Regions from separate parts of the Homo sapiens genome. Here region 1 is linked to region 2. Evidence: read pairs that join two places in POLR2A ChIA-PET (ENCODE). Cell type or tissue: A673. All regions are shown on one strand.

Evidence for each region. Peaks named below come from ENCODE experiments on the same cell type or tissue, not always from the same donor. Only the 100,000 strongest peaks of a DNase experiment are listed, where the experiment ranks them.
Region 1: POLR2A ChIA-PET joins it to region 2 with 5 read pairs; 1 of 35 experiments calls an interaction of 5 or more read pairs at or near these places.

Annotation. Positions count from the first base shown.
Region 1 is chr13:20,874,561-20,879,560 of GRCh38, forward strand. All of the region lies in intron 1 of XPO4 (exportin 4), which reads right to left. Among named protein-coding and RNA genes, the nearest start is that of XPO4, 26 kb to the right of the region's middle. In A673, no CTCF peak of the experiment used is centred here; no DNase peak of the experiment used is centred here; H3K27ac peaks cover 702 bases.
Region 2 is chr13:21,229,424-21,234,423 of GRCh38, forward strand. No RefSeq gene overlaps it. Among named protein-coding and RNA genes, the nearest start is that of LINC01046, 2.6 kb to the right of the region's middle. In A673, a CTCF peak has its summit at 2,912; DNase peaks (open chromatin) are centred at 2,258 and 2,978; H3K4me3 peaks cover 896 bases; H3K27ac peaks cover 3,398 bases.

The sequences.
Region 1 (5,000 bases), 350 kb before region 2:
CCTATTTCTCTTTCTCTCTCTCTTTCTTGCTCATGGCTCACTTGTCCTTCTGCAACAGGATAACACGGCTAGAAGGCCCTCATCAGATGCCGGCACCATGCTCTTGGACTTCCCAGCTCCAGAACCATGAACCAAATCAACTTCTGTTCTTGGCTGGGTGCGGTGGCTCACGCCTGTAATCCTAGCACTTTGGGAGGCCGAGGCGGGTGATCACCTGAGGTCAGGAGTTCGAGACCAGCCTGACCAACATGGTGAAATCCCATCTCTACTAAAAATACAAAAATTAGCCGGGCATGATGGCAGGTGCCTATAATCCCAGCTACTCAGGAGGCTGAGGCAGGAGAATTGCTTGAAACCCAGGAGGTGGAGGTAGCAGTGAGCCAAGATCGCAGCACAGCACTCCAGCCTGGGGGACAAAGTGAGACTCCGTCTCAAAAAAAAAATTCTGTTCTTTATAAATTACCCAGTTTGTAGTATTCTGTTATTGCAGCAGAAAATTGACTAAGACAGATGGTTTAATAGTCTAATTAGAAAACGATAGATGTACCAACCAAAAACATAAATACTGGTAGTCTTTGACTCATTCACTAAAAATTTTAAGTTAGTGATAAAAATTTGCTCAACTTTCAGTTTTCCCTCCATAATCTTTCCTTACTTTTTGGAGGTTACCAGTGATCCTATCTAAATTTAAATCCATTAACACAAAATGAAACATTTTGTTAAATTAAATTTGCCATAACAATATTTCATAATATTCCACAAAGAGTACTATAAATTTCAGGTTTTGGGCCTTTCTAGCAAAACAAATTTGAGAGTCACTGCCCTAATCCCTGTCTCCCTAGCAAAGCTACCCTTTCAAATTTGAAAGATGTCCTTTCAAAAAGAGTCTTCTAGTATAAGCTCCTTTACATATCTTCCGTTTTAAAGTCTCTTTTCCTCCCAATGTTCTTCCTCTATCACCTTCTCCAATTTCTTGCAAAATATTCCCTCCTCCATAACTGCCTCTTAAATCTATGTCCTCCTCTCTCACATAAAGCCTCGGTTCCTTCTTTGTCTTTCCTTTCCTTCTTATCTTAAAAGTTGTCCTTAGCAGTGGTCCCTTCTGTTTACAAACAGGCCTGCCCTATCTCAAAAACCCCTTTACACAATCTCAGGGCTACAGAACCAGAAAGACCTGGTTTCTAATCCCATTTCTGTAGCACACTAGTTGGGAAACCTGCAAAATGCTGCTAATGAATTCATCTCATAATTGATAGGAGAACTGCACTAGCATACAGGTCTCCCAAAATTAATCTATAACAAGTAATACGATTCCAATTAAAATCCCAATAGGGTTTATATGACAAGATAATCCTAACTCATGTAAGGGTAAAGGCACAAAAGGGTCAAATTAATTTAAAAAAAAGAGGCTAGGCGAGGTGGCTCACGCCTGTAATCCCAGCACTTTGGGAGGCCGAGGCAGGTGGATCACCTGAGATCAGGAGTTTGAGACCAGCCTGACCAACATAGTGAAACCCCATCTCTACTAAATACAAAAAAAAAAAAAAAAAAAAAATAGCTGGGTGGTGGCACATGCCTGTAAACCCAGCTACTTGGGAGGCTGAGACAGGAGAATCACTTGAATCCGGAAGGCAGAGGTTGCAGTGAGCCAAGATTGCGCCATTGCACTCTAGCCTGGACAATGAAAGCAAAACTCCATCTCGGAAAAAAAAAAAAAAAAAAAAGAATAAGAAGGGGGTAATACCCAACTAAATCTAAACACGTATGAAGACATAATAGTAATTTTGAAAAACGGTATTAGAGCAGAAAAAACAATGGAATGGGGAAAATTCCCAGCAACAAACCTATGACATATGACAAATCAATGAGAAAAAAAATAGACTGTATAGTCTGTTTAAATAGTGCTGGAACAACTGGCAATTTCTAAGGAAAAACATAAAAGTAGACAGTTACTCATATTGTACATAATAATAAATTCCAGGTGAACTTAAGATTTAAAAATGAAAAGCAAAACTTTAATAGGAAGAAAACATAGGAAAGTATGATGTCAAAGTAGGGAAGAATTTCTTAATAAAAAGCAAAAATTCTTTTTAAAAATTAGTAAATTGAACTATATTAAAATCATAACCTCCTAAATTTAAAGGCACCATTAAGTAAAGTGAAAGACTAGTCACAGATGAGAATGTGTCCAGAACTTATTCTTTCTGGTGGGTTCCTGGTCCTCAGGGTGAGTGTTCCAGCTCTTAAAGGTGGTGCGAACCCAAAGAGTGAGCAGCAGCAAGATATATTGTGAAGAAAGAAAGAACAAAACTTCCACATCGTGTAAGGGGACCCAAGCAGGTTGCCGCTGCTGGCTGGGGTGGCCAGCTTTTATTCCCTTATTTGTCCATGCCCACATCCTGCTGATTGGTCCATTTTACAGAGTGCTGATTGGTGCATATATAATCCTTTAGCTAGACACAGAGTGCTGATTGGTGCGTTTTTACAGAGTGCTGATTGGTGCATTTACAATCCTTTAGCTAGACACAGAAAAGATCCCCAAGTGCCCCCACTCGACCCAGGAAGTCCAGCTGGCTTCCCCTCTCAAGAAGGCAATAATTGCACTGGACATAATTAACAAAGGATTAATATCCAGAACATAACAACATTCACAAAAGTAAGTAAAAGACAATTTATAGCAGAAACTGACAACTATGCCTTCACTCTTCTCTCCTTCCTTAGTAACAAGACCCTAATTTTATTTGCTCAGCAGCAATGCACCCACCCACCTAAAATGACATTTCCTGGACCCATTTCTAGCTAGGAGGATCTATGGGATTAAGTCTGGCCAATAAGATATTAGCAAAGTTTCAGGTGGGATTCCCTAAAGGGAGATGACTCAGCTAGAAACACTCTTCTTTCCTGTTCCCCAGAAGTAGACATGATAGCTGTAGTTCTACTAATCATCTGGGACCATGAGAAGACTTAAAAGATTGAAGATATCCTCTAAGAATAGTAAAACAGAAAAACAGAAGAATTGTAAGCCCCTGATGACATCCTACAGCCACTAAACCATTCATATACATATATATCTATCTATCTCCATACTTTTTATGTGAGAAAAACTAAACCTATCTTTTTAAAAAACACTGTAATTTTAGTTTTTTGTTACATGCTGCCAAACCTAATCCAAACAAATATGCAACAGAAATGTTGCCAATGAACAATAGGCTAGACAATCCAGAGTAGAAAGTAAAAATGGATATTAAACATGACAACACACTCAACCTCACTAGTAACACATGGAAATGCAAATTAAAACAAGGAACTATCATTTCTGACTCATTGGCTAGATAAAAATTAAGTGCAAAAACAAGTGTTTGGGGATGGGCATGGTGGCTCATGCCAGCACTTTGGGAGGCCAAGGCAGGTAGATGGCTTGAGGTCAGGAGCTCAAGACCAGCCTGGGTAACATGGCAAATCTCTGTCTCTACTAAAAATACAAAAATTAGCCAGTCGTGGTAGCACGCACCTGCAGTCCCAGCTACTCAAGAAGCTAAGTTGGGAGAATCACTTGAAGCCAAGATTGCATCATGGCACTCCAGCCTGGGTGACAGAGCCAGATGCCACCTCAAAAAAAAACTAACAAGTGTTTGGGGAAGTTTGGGGTATCATTATAAACTGCTAATGGTAATATAAAATGGAACAATCACTTAGAATTGAGACTTATCTAGAAAAAGTTGATAGTCCCAACCAGCAAGGTATGCACAAGTCCACTTCTACCACCTTCTAGACATTTATTCCCCAGAGAACTTCTCCCCTTTCCCACATACATACAAAGGCCACAAAGATGTTCCTACAACATTATAATAGAAAAAAAAAGAAGAAGTAACAATTTAAATTTCCACCAACAGAGAATACATTGCAGTATAGTCATACATTGGTTTATAAAGCCAGTAAAAATTGAACTACAGCTATATTTACCAACCTAGATAAACCCTGAAAATTATTCTGAATGAAAATGGCAAATGACAAGACATGTACAATACACCATTTATATAAAATTTTTAAAACTCAATAGTATGTTATTTACATTTGCGGGAAGAGTATAAAAGCACGGAAGGAAGGATAAGCAACTGTGAAGCCATGATGGCCTCTGTGGAAAATGAGGTCGACGAGGCAGGGAACAGTGTCTACAGGACTCAAAGGGGGCTTCAATTATATCTGTGATATCTTAATATTTTTAAAAGATTGTAGGCAAAACATCTATATGAACATTTGCTAATCTAGGAGGTAGGCATATGAATGTAATTTATATTACTGTATGCATTTTTCTGTCCATTTAAAACCTTGCATTTCTTTAAATAAGTGGGCCTTCTATTCTCGATAGTACAGCTGACCTTAAACAACTCTTCTGCTAAAACAAGACAAAAATGGTGGACAAAATTTCTTAAAAATTTTAAGTGCATCACTGAGCTTACAAGAAATTAAGGAATCATCAAAAGCTAAAACAGAAGCGAACGCAGGGATCCAAAGATGAATGCAAGCACTCATGTGTTTACCCTGGAGACATGTGCCAACCTCTAGTGACCCTGAACTTCCATTTTGACAGCTGCCTAGCATAAAGAAGACAGGAGATTAAAGCCAGGGCCCATCTCAGGTAGGGATCTAACAAGATATCCCTCCACATAAAGCTGGGATCCTCAGCGCAAGGGTAAACTATTTAAAAAACAAACAAAACAAACCGGAAGGAGGGGGACCAGGGAAGAGAAAAAGAAGGGAGAAGGGAGGGAAGGATTAACTTGCCGGTCTGGACCTTAACAATAGATGGAAGAGCGTAAATTACTTCAGACAATGAATACCCACAAGCAGGCCTATGACAGGTCTCTTGCCCATCACAACAGGACCCATGTTGTCCAAAAAACTTGAAGCCAATAAAATTAAAGTAGTCCTGTGTTGTCTATGTACCTAGGCACTTGGAGGAATCCAGGCTTCAGAGTTTTTCATAAACATTTCCAAGA
Region 2 (5,000 bases):
CCCTCCACAATACACACACACCCACATGCACACTCACACACACATACACACACACACCCCACGTGCACACTCACACACACACACACATATCCTCTTGGAATATCAACAGGGGACCATCATTTTCTTCCTGGTCTCAATTTCATTGTCTTCAGATCTTAGAAACTTTCCTTCTAAAACAGTAAGGCAGGCTTTAAAGATTTGCAAACAACATTTTTTTTTTAAATCCAGGAATGTTATACTAAAGGAAAGAATGCTTTCCAAGGGTGAGTGCAAAGGAAATTTTCTTCAGGCAGCTCACTGTGTACATCAGAGTTCCTCCAATTGGGAGATTTACCTGTAGTTTGCAACAAGAACCACAAAGCCATCGCCAAGTGAGTTAACGAGACCACATTCTCTGTCCTTCAACTAGCTGTGAGGGCAGGTGCAGCTGGGATGGAGAAGCTGCCAATGAGTGGCACTGCCCTCTCTGCTCGGGCCCGCCTGCCAGGCCTCAACTGTCCTGAGGGTGAGGTCCACTCTCAGCATTTATGGCCTCACCCCCATCTTTGGTCTCATTCCACACCTCCCACCAACCACACCTTCTGGCCCACCCAAAGCAAGAAAGCCCTTGGAGAAATGAAAATGTTCTCCTCATTAAAAAAGACTTCTAATTAGTGAAGCAACCATAAATGACCATGGAACTCCTTGTTTCAGACATGGAGCTTCTTCAAGACCTGTTTCCTGTCATTCACAACAATGGAGGAAGTGTCCCATTAAGACAGATGAGGGCCAGCAACCCTGGCTTTAGAGTTAATTAATATATTCACCTTTAAGAAGGGAAAGGGTCTCAGTGATTTGTGAAGCTGAGGCAGGATGATCACGTGAGGTTAGGATTTCAAGACCAGCCTGGGCAACATAGTCAGTCCCTGTCTCTACAAAAAATAGTTTAAAAATTAGCTGGGTGCGGTGGTACATCCCTGTAGTCCCAGCTACTCAGGAGGCTGAGTGGGAGGATGGCTTGAGTCCAGGAGGTCACAGCTACAGTGAGCTATGATACTGCCACTGCACTCCAGTCTGAGCAACAGAGCAAAACCCTGTCTCTAAAAACCATAAAGTAGGGGAAGGGTATGTGGGGGTGTAGAAGGATTTGGGGGGATTGTCATGAGCTCAGCTTCACTATGAAGCCTGCCTTTAGTGGTGTGACCAGAGGCTTTACATTCAGTTGGCACTCACAGATCTGTCCTGGATGAAACTGAAGTAGTTTCCATGAACGAACCCCCTTTTCACCTGATTTCCTTCAGGACATCCACCTGGGGCCATAGCTGTGGACTCCCACCGCCTAGGGGAGCACAGGACAAACTGGAGCTCACTGACCACATAGGACTTCCTGAGTAATGGTGTGAGCTGGCCAGTGGCAGGTCCCCTTGGATCTCACATCCTGATAAGAGAGTGGAACGAGGCCAAAACAAAGAAAAGAGAAAAATCCTTCCAATGCAATATTTAGGCTCAACCCATAAGGAAATCCCATCTCCCCGGCAAATCTAAGCAATGAAAATTTCTCATAAAATTAAGCTGCTATTTTCTTCAAAAACTGGTCATTACCTCCAGGACAATGTTGGTTCAAAGGTCTGCTACCCGGCCCTTCTACCACCCAGAGAGTTCACTGTTCTACAATCACACCATGACTTTGAGGCCCACATGTTTTCATTCTACCCACAACAGCCCCTGACCTGCTCCACCTGGGGGAATTCTTGCTTATTCTCCAAGGTTCAGTTCCAATGGCACATTCCCTGTGAGGCAGTCCCTAAGATCCCATGATATTTGCCACAGCCGTAAGGAATTAGTAGCCAAGGCTTTCTTCCCTGGGCTCCTGCGGCTGCACCCCACTGCTTGTCCAACTCCTGCCTTCTGTTTTGGACTGTGAGTCCCCTGATGGCAGGGCCTGAGATTCATCCTGTCTGGGGCCCCGAGGCTACCCAGGGGCCCTGCGAGATGTGCACCAGGGGATGGACACACGGACGGAAGGACGTGGCTGCTCTACATTGGCAGTGTAGGGCTTCAGGGTTTTCAAAGTAGACTGGCATGTGCACTCTGATTTGCCCTTCCCCTCCTGGGGAGGCAGAAAAAGTATTATTCATGCTCCACTCACAAGGACATGAGTGTTGGAAAATGTGAAACGAGAGGGAGCCCGATGCTGCCTGGAGACCTAAACTAGACCACAGACTTGGGCTCTAGTTTTGGCTTTCCTCCAGGGTATTCTGAGTGACTGTGAGCAAGTCTGTGGGCCTGGGCTGTAAGGAATTATCTACATTATCTCTGATCCAGTTGCAATCGTCTATGCCTCCCCTTAGGCCATGTGTTCCTAAGTGGTGACGCCTGAACTAGCATCAAGGTTTTCAGATGCTTAGCAGCTTGTGAAAGGTCCTGGTGCCACTTCATTCTCAGGTGCTGAATTTGTTTTTCAAATCCATGTAATATTGGAATAATGGCTGGTCCTCAACTGGTAATGAGAAGTTGTTTTTATGAGTGAAACCTGCATCGCCAGCACAGCTTGGGGTAGGTCCATGCTGCTAACTCCAGACAGGGATCAACGGGAAACTGCACGGACACATTCATTCCTTTCAGCAAATATGGCAACAAGATGATGATATCCAACAGGTCTCTAATAAAGGAATGCAGGAAAAGCACATACGGAATAGAAGTGAGTGAGAACAAGCAAGTGCTTACAGGTTCTGTGCTGATCATGCCTCTGCTAAAACAAAAACAAAACATTTTGGTTCATCAAGGTGCGCTGGAGAAAGCTGAGCTGCTGCTGCTCAGACTCTATCACAGCTCCGCTGACTGTGACATGGAAACAACAGGAGCCCCATCTACAGATGGAAAGATCGTAATTTCTCAGACCGCATCAAAGTCTCACAAAGCCTTGTCTAAATGCTGTTCTGAGTGTTTCATTGAGCAACATTTGGCAAATCTCAAGGCTGGAGATGTAACAATAGGATTAATAGAAGGAGGAGTTGCTGAATGCATTTCTCAGTCCAAACACAAGGAGCAACAACACGGAAAGTTAAAACGTGGCCAGTGATTCGCAGCTGGCTTGCTTGGGGTAGCAGCCAAAGGCCTCCTTCAAAAGCTACATATATTCTTCCTTGCAGATAACCCAATAGTCGATACAGTCACGAGTTTAAAAGAACCTTCCTGGGCTACTGTCAGGACTCCCAGGCAGGGTAAGTAGCACCTGCCAGCCAGGCTCGGTGAGCCTCCAATTGATCTTATACTTCATATTTCCTCTAAAATTACCAAGCTGCCAGCAGATCCACTAGTTAGTCCACAGAGACCACTAGGAACCCACAAACCTTATTTTCTACAGTAATGTACTGGACCTTAAGCAACACACGGCTGGGGCTTTTCAGCACTCAGCGGAGAGTAAGCAGACAGTCAGAAGGCACTGAACAGCACTGATTTTGTTTGGTTCTAGTTGTTAAGTTGGTGACTTCAGAATCACAACAGTGTGAAAATCTCCCATTCCTGGGGCTACCAGAGGTTCCTCATTCTTTGGAACCAAAAATGTATAATCCACAAGGCTTGAGAGCTATATTTGCTTTTGACAAATGTCTGAATTTTACTTAATGAGGATAAAAAAATATTTTATTTCCATGAAAAGTTTTGCCTATGGAAGTTTTTGAACTTGAAAATTTCAGAACTAGTTTCACTTTGAAGCAGAAGGATCCCATAACACCGAAAAGCCGATATTCATAAAACCAAAGCAGTGCCTGTGGGAGGTGCACCAAAGTCCCTTCATATGAAATTTCCTGGTGTCCCTAAGGGGGAACACAGTGACATCCCAGGGGGTACAGGAAAGACAAGTCCCCCCCAAGACCCTGTCCAGGAGCTCTCCAGCCTGGGCCTCCCCTCTCATTCTCTTAGTCCTAAACGTTTGGGGACATGTCAGAACATGAAAGGGAAAGGAAAGCCAAAATAAAGTCTTAGTTAGCTATAAAACCCAAGTAACCAGAGTCCTTGGATGAGTTTTATTTTGCTGCCTTATTTCATTTTTAGGAAATGTGAGATGAATGTTTTTACAAAATAAAACAGAAACTCCCTAAATATGACTTAGGGACAAGTTCCAACCTAGCCTGGAGCTCTTATACCTTTTAAAGTTTACAGTAAGAACTGACCTACACTAATCCATTAAATTAGTGAATTGACTTTCTACCAAATTCTAGAAACATTACAGATTACAGACCATTAGAAAAACATTTTAATGTTTTTAGAAAAATTAAAGCTATATTTTATCTATTCTAAACAGGGCAAAAAGTACACATATCACAGAAGGATAAGAAGAATAGAAAGTAAAAGTTTAAAAAGTTCACTTTTTTAAACATTGAAGAAAAATGCTACTAGAAATCTGGTTGAGTATATGTAGTTTGCTAAAAGGAATACTGAAATACTTTGCTTTCTGGTATCCTAGTTAAAAAGCACAAAACGATCTTTAACAGGGAGAAAAATACTAAAATGTGATTTTCCCTTGCTGTTGCTCATTTGCTTACCCTGAATGAAACATTTAAAAAAGATACATATCACTGGCTGTCAAAGTCCTAGCTTTGGGGATACCTTTTATAAGCTGCACCAAAATTTCAATCTGGTGGGCTGCGGGATGGGAATGTCAAGAACAGCAGTACAGTAAAACAGAAGTCAGAGAAAGGCTTGACATAGTTTAAAAATAGCCAATATAAATTTGAAAATGGCATGAGAACACATCTGTAAGTATGCTGCTGTATTTTGTATCTGACAAGCCACCCATCATTTTCTACCTATGTTATCACTCCCAAGATCTATTTTAATATTTACTGTATGTGTTAATAAAAATGAGTAATGGAAAGCATCACAACTCAACCACATGCCACAAGCAGCCCATTAAAGCACAAATAACTTACTAATAAAAAGTTCTTATCAGAATACAGAGAATTCCAATTAGCCTTTTTATTTACTAACATTATCTTAGAGTCGACATAAAGTTAACC